2 separate regions of the Homo sapiens genome follow, and region 1 is linked to region 2. The links are chromatin contacts, found by Hi-C or POLR2A ChIA-PET in ENCODE. All regions are on one chromosome and are shown on one strand. Each heading gives the region's core, a stretch centred on a gene start or an enhancer-like site at or near the end of the contact. The rest is flanking DNA. Distances are from core to core; before and after follow the strand shown. Region 1 overlaps PRDM15 (PR/SET domain 15). Region 2 holds the start of RIPK4 (receptor interacting serine/threonine kinase 4).

Region 1 (4,554 bases), core at 67-2,566, 50 kb before region 2:
AGAGGAGCCACACCTGGGTCCCCTGCAGGTCCCCAAATGCCACCAGATGCCCTGGGAGGCAAGGGGTGTGGGGTAAAGCCACATTTTATAATGTTGTAGACATTTTAGTGTTTGAAATGTATTAATTATTTAGTTGCATCGTTTTTTAAAATGAATTCTGAATAGCTGAAATAAAATGCTGGCATTAATACATCAGTTGCCAGATTTATTTTACAGAATACCAAATTCCAGTATTGTCATCGTGCTATCACGCAACAGTTGCTAGTACATACCAGCGCATGCTTGTGCTCATTTGTTTTTTTGATACTTTGCTATTTTTTTTTTACTTGAAAATACGTCTTGGAGATCTTTTTATATCGGAACATGTAAATATTGCCTGGTTTTATCTTTCAAGCCCTTCGTACGATTCATATAACCAGACCCTTTATTTTATAAAGTTTCTGGTTGTTTTGTTATAGTCATTTATTATTACAGTGTTGCAAGAAACACTGTTGCATATTATTACTTTACATTTTTTTCCAGAAATTCTAGCCCTGACCAGGGAATTAGTCAGTGTCAGGGACCAAGTGGGAGGCTGTTAGTAGTCGTGAGAGCCTGTCACCAGCAGGTGGAGGCAGGGGCCCAGCCAGTAGGTTTTCTGTGTGTGTGGAGGAAAACGTCTTGTTCAGAATCACATCATGGGCCTTGAACTACTCAGGAATGATCTACAAGAACTTACTGTGGCCAGTAAGAATATGACACCAGGTATTGAAAGCTATAAAAAAGGCATCCCCTGTTCGGGATTAGAAATTATAAGTATTTAAAAAACATCAGTTTTCCCCACGGTAATTTGTAAATGGATTGACTCACAATCCCAGTAGAGCAAGCTTTAAAATTTCCTCTGTCTGGCAGTTGTGTTTATTTTGAAACTGTTGGCAGATTTTCTTTGTTAAATGGAAGAAAAAACATTACTGTCACCAATGCTGGCTGTGGTGGGGAGGTCAGAATGTGGAGATGCCATCTCTTCTGTATTTTCTGGGTTTTCTGTGACTGTGTATTAGTTTTGAAATTTGGAATATGTTCATTTTAGAAGCAGGAAGAGGGAAGTGCTGGGGTCTGGGCGTGTCAGCAGTGACCGGCACTCTTTTTTTTTTTTTTAATCAAAAGGATTGACAGTAACTTTTTCAGGTGGAATCACTCTTCGGTCATTGGTAATAGGCCTGCAGGTGCCGTCCCCACCCGAGGCCAGGAGTTGTGCAGCTGTGTGTGCAGGCAGCGGGCTTCATCGTGGGGCCTTTGCTCCCCCTGCTGGCCCAGCCGCGCAGTTTTCTCGTAGCCAGGGAGGTCTTCTGGCCCGGCCTTTAGAATTCTGGCAGGAGCTGGTGGATGGTCACCCCTGCATCTGGTGAGGGTGGAATCACAGGGGAACCGTTGACCAGCTTACTACAGAGCTGTGTTCAGGCTCAGTAGTTCTTCCCCAAATGTGGAGGGAACACGGTGGCCTGGGAGTGCAGGCTGCCCACCGCCCTGGGCAGGCACAGTGAAGGCGCCTCTTCGGGGCTGGGGAGGCTGCCTTTGGGCTGGGTCGCCCTGTTCCCTGGTGCGTGTCAGCCTCACGGTCAGGTGTACCAAGCCGCACATGCCTGTGCCCCCTGCGGAGGGCCTTGTACAGTGCTGTCCCTGCCAGCGCACCACAACCTCTGACTCAGCCCCTATGCCAGGGCCACCCTCTCTCCACTGGCTGTGTGAGTGAGGCTTTGGAGTATTTCAGCTTCTTAAGATTGGCTTCTTAAATTACAGGTAGATTGAAACCATCTCGCGTCCGAATCCCAATCACCACTCATATTGTCAAGGTTGAAGGGAACCTTTAGTCATGCTTGTATTAATCTATCTCTCACCGAATTCTCCCGCCGGGTTGCCATGGGCACGCAGGGAAGTTTACCCACCGCCCCGGCGTTGCTCGCGTGGTCAGGGCTCGGCCAGGCCCTGGCAGGAGTGAGTGAACCTGATGTTGCAGTCAGTCCCTCCCGGCCTCTGGGCACAGTCACTTCCCAGGTCTCACCGCTGGTGGACTGACCGGGATCCTCGGGGGCCGGCCCACACCCTCACCAGTACCGCACGGGCCGCTGCCTGTGCCTGCCCCAGGGTCTCGGGCATGGGCCCCCAGGTGGGCTGCGTGGGGGTGTGGCCGCCTCTGACTCGCTGTGTCCTTGAAGGCATGAAGACCAAGCACGCGCTGCGCCACCACATGAAGCTGCACAAGGGCATCAAGGAGTACGAGTGCAAGGAGTGCCACCGCAGGTTCGCGCAGAAGGTCAACATGCTCAAGCACTGCAAGCGGCACACGGGTGAGTCCGAGGCCCGGGCCGCGCCAGCCACGGCGCTCACTGTGTAGGGAAGCCAGGTGGGCCGTGGGAGAAGAGAGAGCCGCCTTGAGACGATTCCTCTTTGTGATTCCCACTGAGTGCCGGGTTCCCCAAGAGAGCTTCCTGGGGCCGGGGTGAGCAGCTGCATATCTCAAAAGGTCCCCCTCCCACAGGGGCCTCGTCACCGGAGAGCATGCTGCACAGCTCACTTCCGGCATTGGGAGACTGGTCAGTCTTTAAATGTTCCTCCCGTTCAGCTGTTTCCCCCTCAGGAATGTGCACAAGAAATAGCGACCAGACAAGGGCCAGGGATGTGCATGCAAGGTTGCTTGTCATCTTTTGAGTTAGGGAAGGCGCTGGAAGGTCAGACGTGGCCTCGGTAGGGCACTGGCTAAGCCATGGTGAATCCAGAAAAGAGCAAGGTGTCCGCTCGGGTGATGTGTGTACTACGCTGATGTGCATAGAAAGGAGTCGGTGACGCGACAGGTCAAAGAGCAGCCTGTGCCATCTCTAACACAAGGCCAAGATCTTAGAAAACACTAGAGCAGCCTGCGCCATCTCTAACACAAGACATTCTTATAAAACACTACAGCAGCCTGCGCCATCTCTAACACAAGGCCAAGATCTTAGAAAACACTAGAGCACCCTGCGCAATCACTAACACGAGGCATTCTCATAAAACACTAGAGCACCCTGCGCAATCACTAACACAAGTCGTTCTCATAAAACACTAGAGCACCCTGCGCAATCACTAACACAAGGCCAAGATCTTATAAAACACTAGAGCACCCTGCGCAATCACTAACACAAGGCATTCTCATAAAACACTAGAGCACCGTGCGCAATCACTAACACACAGCCATTCTCATAAAACACTAGAGCACGCTGCGCAATCACTAACATGAGGCATTCTCATAAAACACTAGAGCACCCTGCGCAATCACTAACACAAGTCGTTCTCATAAAACACTAGAGCACCCTGCGCAATCACTAACACAAGGCATTCTCATAAAACACTAGAGCACCCTGCGCAATCACTAACACAAGGCATTCTCATAAAACACTAGAGCACCCTGCGCAATCAGTAACACGAGGCATTCTCATAAAACACTAGAGCACGCTGCGCAATCACTAACACAAGTCGTTCTCATAAAACACTAGAGCACCCTGCGCAATCACTAACACGAGGCATTCTCATAACACACTAGAGCACCCTGCGCAATCACTAACACAAGTCGTTCTCATAAAACACTAGAGCACCCTGTGCAATCACTAACACAAGGCATTCTCAAAACACTAGAGCACCCTGCGCAATCACTAACACGAGGCATTCTCATAACACACTAGAGCACCCTGCGCAATCACTAACACGAGGCATTCTCATAAAACACTAGAGCACCCTGCGCAATCAGTAACACGAGGCATTCTCATAAAACACTAGGGCACCCTGCGCAATCACTAACACGAGGCATTCTCATAAAACACTAGAGCACCCTGCGCAATCACTAACACGAGGCATTCTCATAAAACACTAGAGCACCCTGCGCAATCACTAACACGAGGCATTCTCATAACACACTAGAGCACCCTGCGCAATCACTAACACGAGGCATTCTCATAACACACTAGAGCACCCTGCGCAATCACTAACACGAGGCATTCTCATAAAACACTAGAGCACCCTGCGCAATCACTAACACAAGTCGTTCTCATAAAACACTAGAGCACCCTGCGCAATCACTAACACGAGGCCAAGATCTTATAAAACACTAGAGCACCCTGCACAATCACTAACACAAGGCATTCTCATAAAACACTAGAGCACCCTGCACAATCACTAACACAAGGCGTTCTCATAAAACTCTAGAGCAGCCTGCGCAATCACTAACACAAGGCCAAGATCTTAGAAAACACTAGAGCACCCTGCGCAATCACTAACACAAAGCATTGTTATAAAACACTAAAGCACCCTGCGCAATGCCAATACAAGGCCATTCTCATAAAACCCTTCTGTATGGGCGAGTGTTTTTGTGCTTGTGGAGAGAAAATTGAGACATCAGAATTGAGAGGTTGTCCCTGAGTGGTGGAGTTGTGTCTCAGCGTGAAGTTCCCTGGCGTGAGCCTGTTCAGTGCCCCCTGGGGGCCCCTCAACTGCACGTTGGGTCCTGCCTTTATCCAGCCCACGTCACCTGCCTACCTTCCTCCCCTG
Region 2 (4,514 bases), core at 542-3,041:
CCCGTGATCTTTGGACCCGATCTGCTCACAGCTGGGAGCTGGCTCTTTTGGTCTCCAGGGGGCTCTGGTCTTCAGTCCCAGGCACCAGGCACTGAGCTAGCAGCAGACACTCCATAAATATTTGTCAAATGAAGCACACAGATGATTAAATAAATGAAATTGGAGCGTTTTATTACTTGCGTGGTGTGGGCTCTTAGTCACCCCCAGCTGCGGAGCTGTGTGCCGGAGACTGTAGATGGAGAAAGGTACTTTGCTAGAGCTGAGCCCCGGGAACAGGACAGGTGACTCACTTTCAAGTCCATTCATTTTTTTCCCACCAAAATAATAACTATGTTTACTTCCAAGGTATCTTCGTAGATTCAAAACTCCAATTATTTTTTAAAACATTAGTCCAAATGTAAGTTACATTTGTGACAAGCTTAAAACAACTATTTGCCACTCCAGCCTTAAGGAGACCAACTTTAATTTCCGGAGTATGTGGGAAAGGAAGTGGCTCCCTGGTCCCCCCAGGAGGCCCCCCGAGCAAGCATCGTCATGTTGGGATGTGTGAGTTCCCTCCAAAGAGCGGCCGGATGGGAGTGGGGAGGCAGTGGGGAGACGCGGCTCCCCGCTACAGGCTATGAAAGAAGGTCCGCGCCCGTTTGGAAGGGGGAGCCTGGAGACACTAGGTCTGCGGCTTTCAATGCGCTGACTTGGGGCAGCCTCTCTCTTTCCGAGTTACTAACACAAAAACACAGTTAATGTCGTTAAAATACCCTCTCCTTTAGCTCCGCCCTCCTGTCTTCATTATTAATCTCCTGTGGCCAAAAATAAGCCTTCACTCACCGTTGCGTCTCAGGAATGAGTGAGTGTTTTCTGAGGTGTGGACGCGTGCGTGATCTGTGATGCACTTCGGCCTCTAACCCAAATATCCTTCCAAGGCTGGGAATTTTTTTTCCCCATATGTGAAAAAAAAATCTTTCCTTTTCAAACCATCTGTTCTACCTGTAAAAAGAGGCTGTTATTTAGGAAAGGATGAGGGAACTCTTGCATTTGAAATGGACTTTAGATTTGCTGTTGGGTAATTTTTTAAAAAAAGTTACTTTCTGAGAGGAAACTCGTGTAAAAAAGCAAGACGTGAACCTGCAGGGAATTAGACTAACGAGTGAAGAAAGCCAATTTCAAAAAATTAGGCGCTGTATGATTCCTGTATCTAAACATAACATTTCTGAAATAAAACAATTTTAGAAATAGAGGAAAGATTAGTGATGCCAGGGCTCCGGGGTGCGGCTGTAAAATCGCCACAGGAGTGGCCAGGTGGGGGTGGATACGGGAAGGTACACAGATGATTACATTGTGTAAAACTAATACATGCAAAGGAAGACGAGTAAAACGGCAAAACTGAATAAGATCGGTGACTGTATCAAAGTCAATATCCTGGTTGTGAGATTGGACTTTTTTTTTTGGCAAAGTTTTGCAAAGTGGTAACACTGGGGGAAACTAGGCAAAGTGAATGATTTCTTACAACTGCATGTGACTCCGCAATTAAGGAAAAAAAAAAAGCAAAGAAAAGCAGGGCAGCTGATGCGCACGTCGAGACCCGTGAGAAGCGTGAGAAGCTCTGCTCACCCAGGGGAGAGCGCAGTGACCCGCAGCGTCTATTCATCCGTCCGCAGTCACCGGGCGCTGGCAGAGAGGGCGCCCGGGGGGCGGGTAAGTGGGCGGGGCCTGGGGGCGGGACGACCTACGGAAGTGACGTAACAGGGCGGAGCGCGCACCTGGGCACCTGGGCAGCCGCCGCGGCGCTGGCTAGACGTGCGCGATGGAGGGCGACGGCGGGACCCCATGGGCCCTGGCGCTGCTGCGCACCTTCGACGCGGGCGAGTTCACGGGCTGGGAGAAGGTGGGCTCGGGCGGCTTCGGGCAGGTGTACAAGGTGCGCCATGTCCACTGGAAGACCTGGCTGGCCATCAAGTGCTCGCCCAGCCTGCACGTCGACGACAGGTGAGCGGCCCGGGCGGGGCGCTGGGGCGGCTGGGGCCCGGGCTGGGGTCGGGGTCGGGGTGCTCTGGTCCCGGGGTCCTGCCTCTCTCTCCCGAACTCACCCCCGGAGCAGCTTCGGGGGGGAAACCAATTGCCGGCGAGGCCGCGGGGCTCCGACAATGTCCACTCGGCCTGTCCGGGCCGGAGGGGCGCGGGGGCTTTGGCGAGCCCGGGCTCGATCGCGCACGTCGGGGCCGGGTCAGGCGGCTCCTCTGGGGCTCCTCTGGGGCTCCTCGGGGGCCGCGTCTGCCCGGACGTCCTAAGGCGCCCAGTCGTGCTTCCTGACACTCCCCGAGTGGCCCTGGTTTTCGGGGTCTCCAGCTCGCCTTGCGCCTCGGACCCGCGCCCTTGGGAGGCGCGTCCGGCCCGCCCGGGACCCACCGGGGCGCTGCGGTCTGCGCAGGGCTTAGAAAAATTGCCATGTGGGCCTCTGGGCTTTGTGAGTGGAGTTAGCCTCCGTTCGACTTACTTAGTAATTTACGTTGGAACACAAATTGGTGTAAGACTGTAATTATTTCGGTCGGAAGCTTCGGCTTGGCTCGGGCGAGGCTTCCCGGGCGCCCGGCGCTTGCGCGGTGGAGCTCCGGGGCTCGGGCCTGGCAGTGGGGTCCGGCACGGGGCCCGGGGTGTTGATCCGTCCGCCCAGCGCTTCCTCGCCGCACACTCTCGTTTTAGCTGACTTAATTTCGAGACCGACCCGCTAGGGAAGGGCCTTGCATTCAAGTTCTGTGGCCGTGCCATGGGGCCCTCCTGCACCCCAGTTTCCCAGTCCAAAAGTCAGAATGGAACCTGCCTGTACCTACCTAGCAGGAGTGTTCAAGGTAACAAAGACGAATGGGAAGGACGCAGAGCCGCCCGTGTTAAATTCGGTGGGTCGGTTGTCGTCTGTGCATAATTTGAGAGGTAGGGAGAATGTTCTTGAACAGTACCTCTTTGTTGTTGTAGATTTCACTGTTTACAGTTGATTTTGATGGTTCATATGTAAGGCTCAATTTAGCACGTTTTAATTATTTATCCTTTAATGAAGCTTACCTTCTACATGGAAGCTATGCTTGTATTTTACCTAGAGATTCCTTGAACACATACACTCAGAAGCGACACCTTTTTAAAATACCATTTAGCCTTTGCTGCCTGGCAGACCTGGTTTCGAATGCTCGGCTGATTGAGTGATGGGGCCGCTAAGCCCCAGCTTTTCTGCAGAATCGTTGTGATGCCTGTGTCTGGGGTGGCAGTGCGTGCTGCAGCCCCATACCGTGACTGTGACGCCTCTGTGGATGAGAGGCCTGTCCTCTCCCTTTGCATTTTCGTCCTTGGCTAGGAGACTACACAGCAGAGATAGTGGTGGCTTTTTGCCGTAACCCTCAAATCCAGTGTTTCTTGGAAACACCAGTAGAGTGGTGACGAGTGTCATCAAATCACCACTAGTTCAAAGGTGAGATGCTGGCCCAGGCTGTGCACTTTTTCTCCCCTGCCTCAGATTCTGGGAACTTCTCAGGCCAGGAGGGGTGCTGTGGTTATTTTGATGAAATCCAAACCACTTTGAATACCAGCCAGTGGTTAGGTTCTGAAAGGGAACCCTCTCCATAGGGGCATTCGTTTTATCTCTTGGGGATGTGTGTGAGCTTTAATCATCAGTGAAAATTTTCACACCACTTTCTTATATTGGAAGAGCAAAGTAAACAAGCACCTACCTGGACTGACTCACCAGCTCACATCCTTAGGATCTTCTGTTATTTCTAGCGACCAGTCCCTTATTTCTTGGGTGGCCTGGTTGGAGGGAGGCTTTCTCCACTTAAGGTGGATCACTTAGGATATTGCATAGCTTGGTTGAAAAGTGTTTTGTACTTTAACTGGAAGCCTTTCCTACCCTGCCCAAAGCAGACAGGTGGTGGCATGTCAGGTGGCTAGGTCGAGGTCAGCATCGCCTAGCAGGAAGCATTTCACCTCCTGTGCTCTGCTGGGCCTGGTAGAGTAGGTTGGGGCTTTGCCATGTGCAGCAGTGGCTGATCTTTCTGAGAAGTTGGTCAAACCCTGGCTCTTTGTGAAGCTGATTCCTTTAGGTTAATTATTGACTGTATTGAGCCTGAGGTTCTTGTTAGGAATGTACATCAGTCCCACTGTGCTCCAGGAGCTGGTTGCATTGCAGTCTCACAAGGTTGTACCTAGGCCTTGAAGTAGTCGCTGTGCCACTTGCCCTGCCACATTTCTCAGTGCTTTTCTGACGAGCTGCCTCCCACCCCAGCCCCTCATATTTGCAAGATGTTCCCTGAATTGGGGCATAGGATTCTCCTAGGGTCTTTGTGTGCAGCCCCCGGCCCTGTACCCCTTCTGCCTAAGTCTTGCTTCTCTTCTCGGAGGGACAGCCCCTCTCACCCCTGACACACGGGTCTGGGCCTCTTCCAGGCTGCTGGGGGTCAGTGATGGTCTAGTCCACTTGTTACATAGGAGCCACCACAGGTACAGGTGCAGGTGAGGCTGATTTTCACTGGCCA

The links. A loop is a pair of places that touch in the nucleus more often than their neighbours do. ChIA-PET counts read pairs that join two places held with the same protein, here RNA polymerase II (POLR2A). Pooled maps may share reads with other maps.
Region 1: a loop to region 2 is called in a map of PC-3, with 7 times the contacts of the local background. The contact joins the enhancer-like site here to the promoter of RIPK4 in region 2. A Hi-C loop is called at or near these places in 10 of 168 maps with a recorded cell type or tissue (Caco-2, HepG2, MCF 10A and 7 more), 1 of 37 single-sample maps with no recorded cell type and 9 of 50 pooled maps. POLR2A ChIA-PET finds 5 or more read pairs at or near these places in 5 of 52 experiments (HepG2, MCF 10A, OCI-LY7 and 2 more).

The regions. Positions count from the first base shown.
Region 1 is chr21:41,813,478-41,818,031 of GRCh38, reverse strand. PRDM15 (PR/SET domain 15) reads left to right here. Exons shown (of 24, transcript NM_001040424.3): 19 at 2,196-2,327. Among named protein-coding and RNA genes, the nearest start is that of RIPK4, 49 kb to the right of the region's middle. RefSeq lists an enhancer at 1,127-1,176. Within about 2 kb of position 1,316, at least 7 of the 41 ENCODE cell types and tissues checked have a DNase peak (open chromatin) inside an H3K27ac peak, as active enhancers do; they include OCI-LY7, PC-3, PC-9 and 2 more, where a contact is called at or near this core.
Region 2 is chr21:41,764,329-41,768,842 of GRCh38, reverse strand. It overlaps RIPK4 (receptor interacting serine/threonine kinase 4), which reads left to right and starts at 1,791. Exons shown (of 8, transcript NM_020639.3): 1 at 1,791-1,983. The coding sequence starts at 1,802. It overlaps LOC102724800 (a long non-coding RNA gene), which reads right to left and starts at 1,676. Exons shown (of 5, transcript XR_937745.3): 1 at 1,609-1,676; 2 at 826-984; 3 at 1-229. RefSeq lists enhancers at 1-174, 4,079-4,514.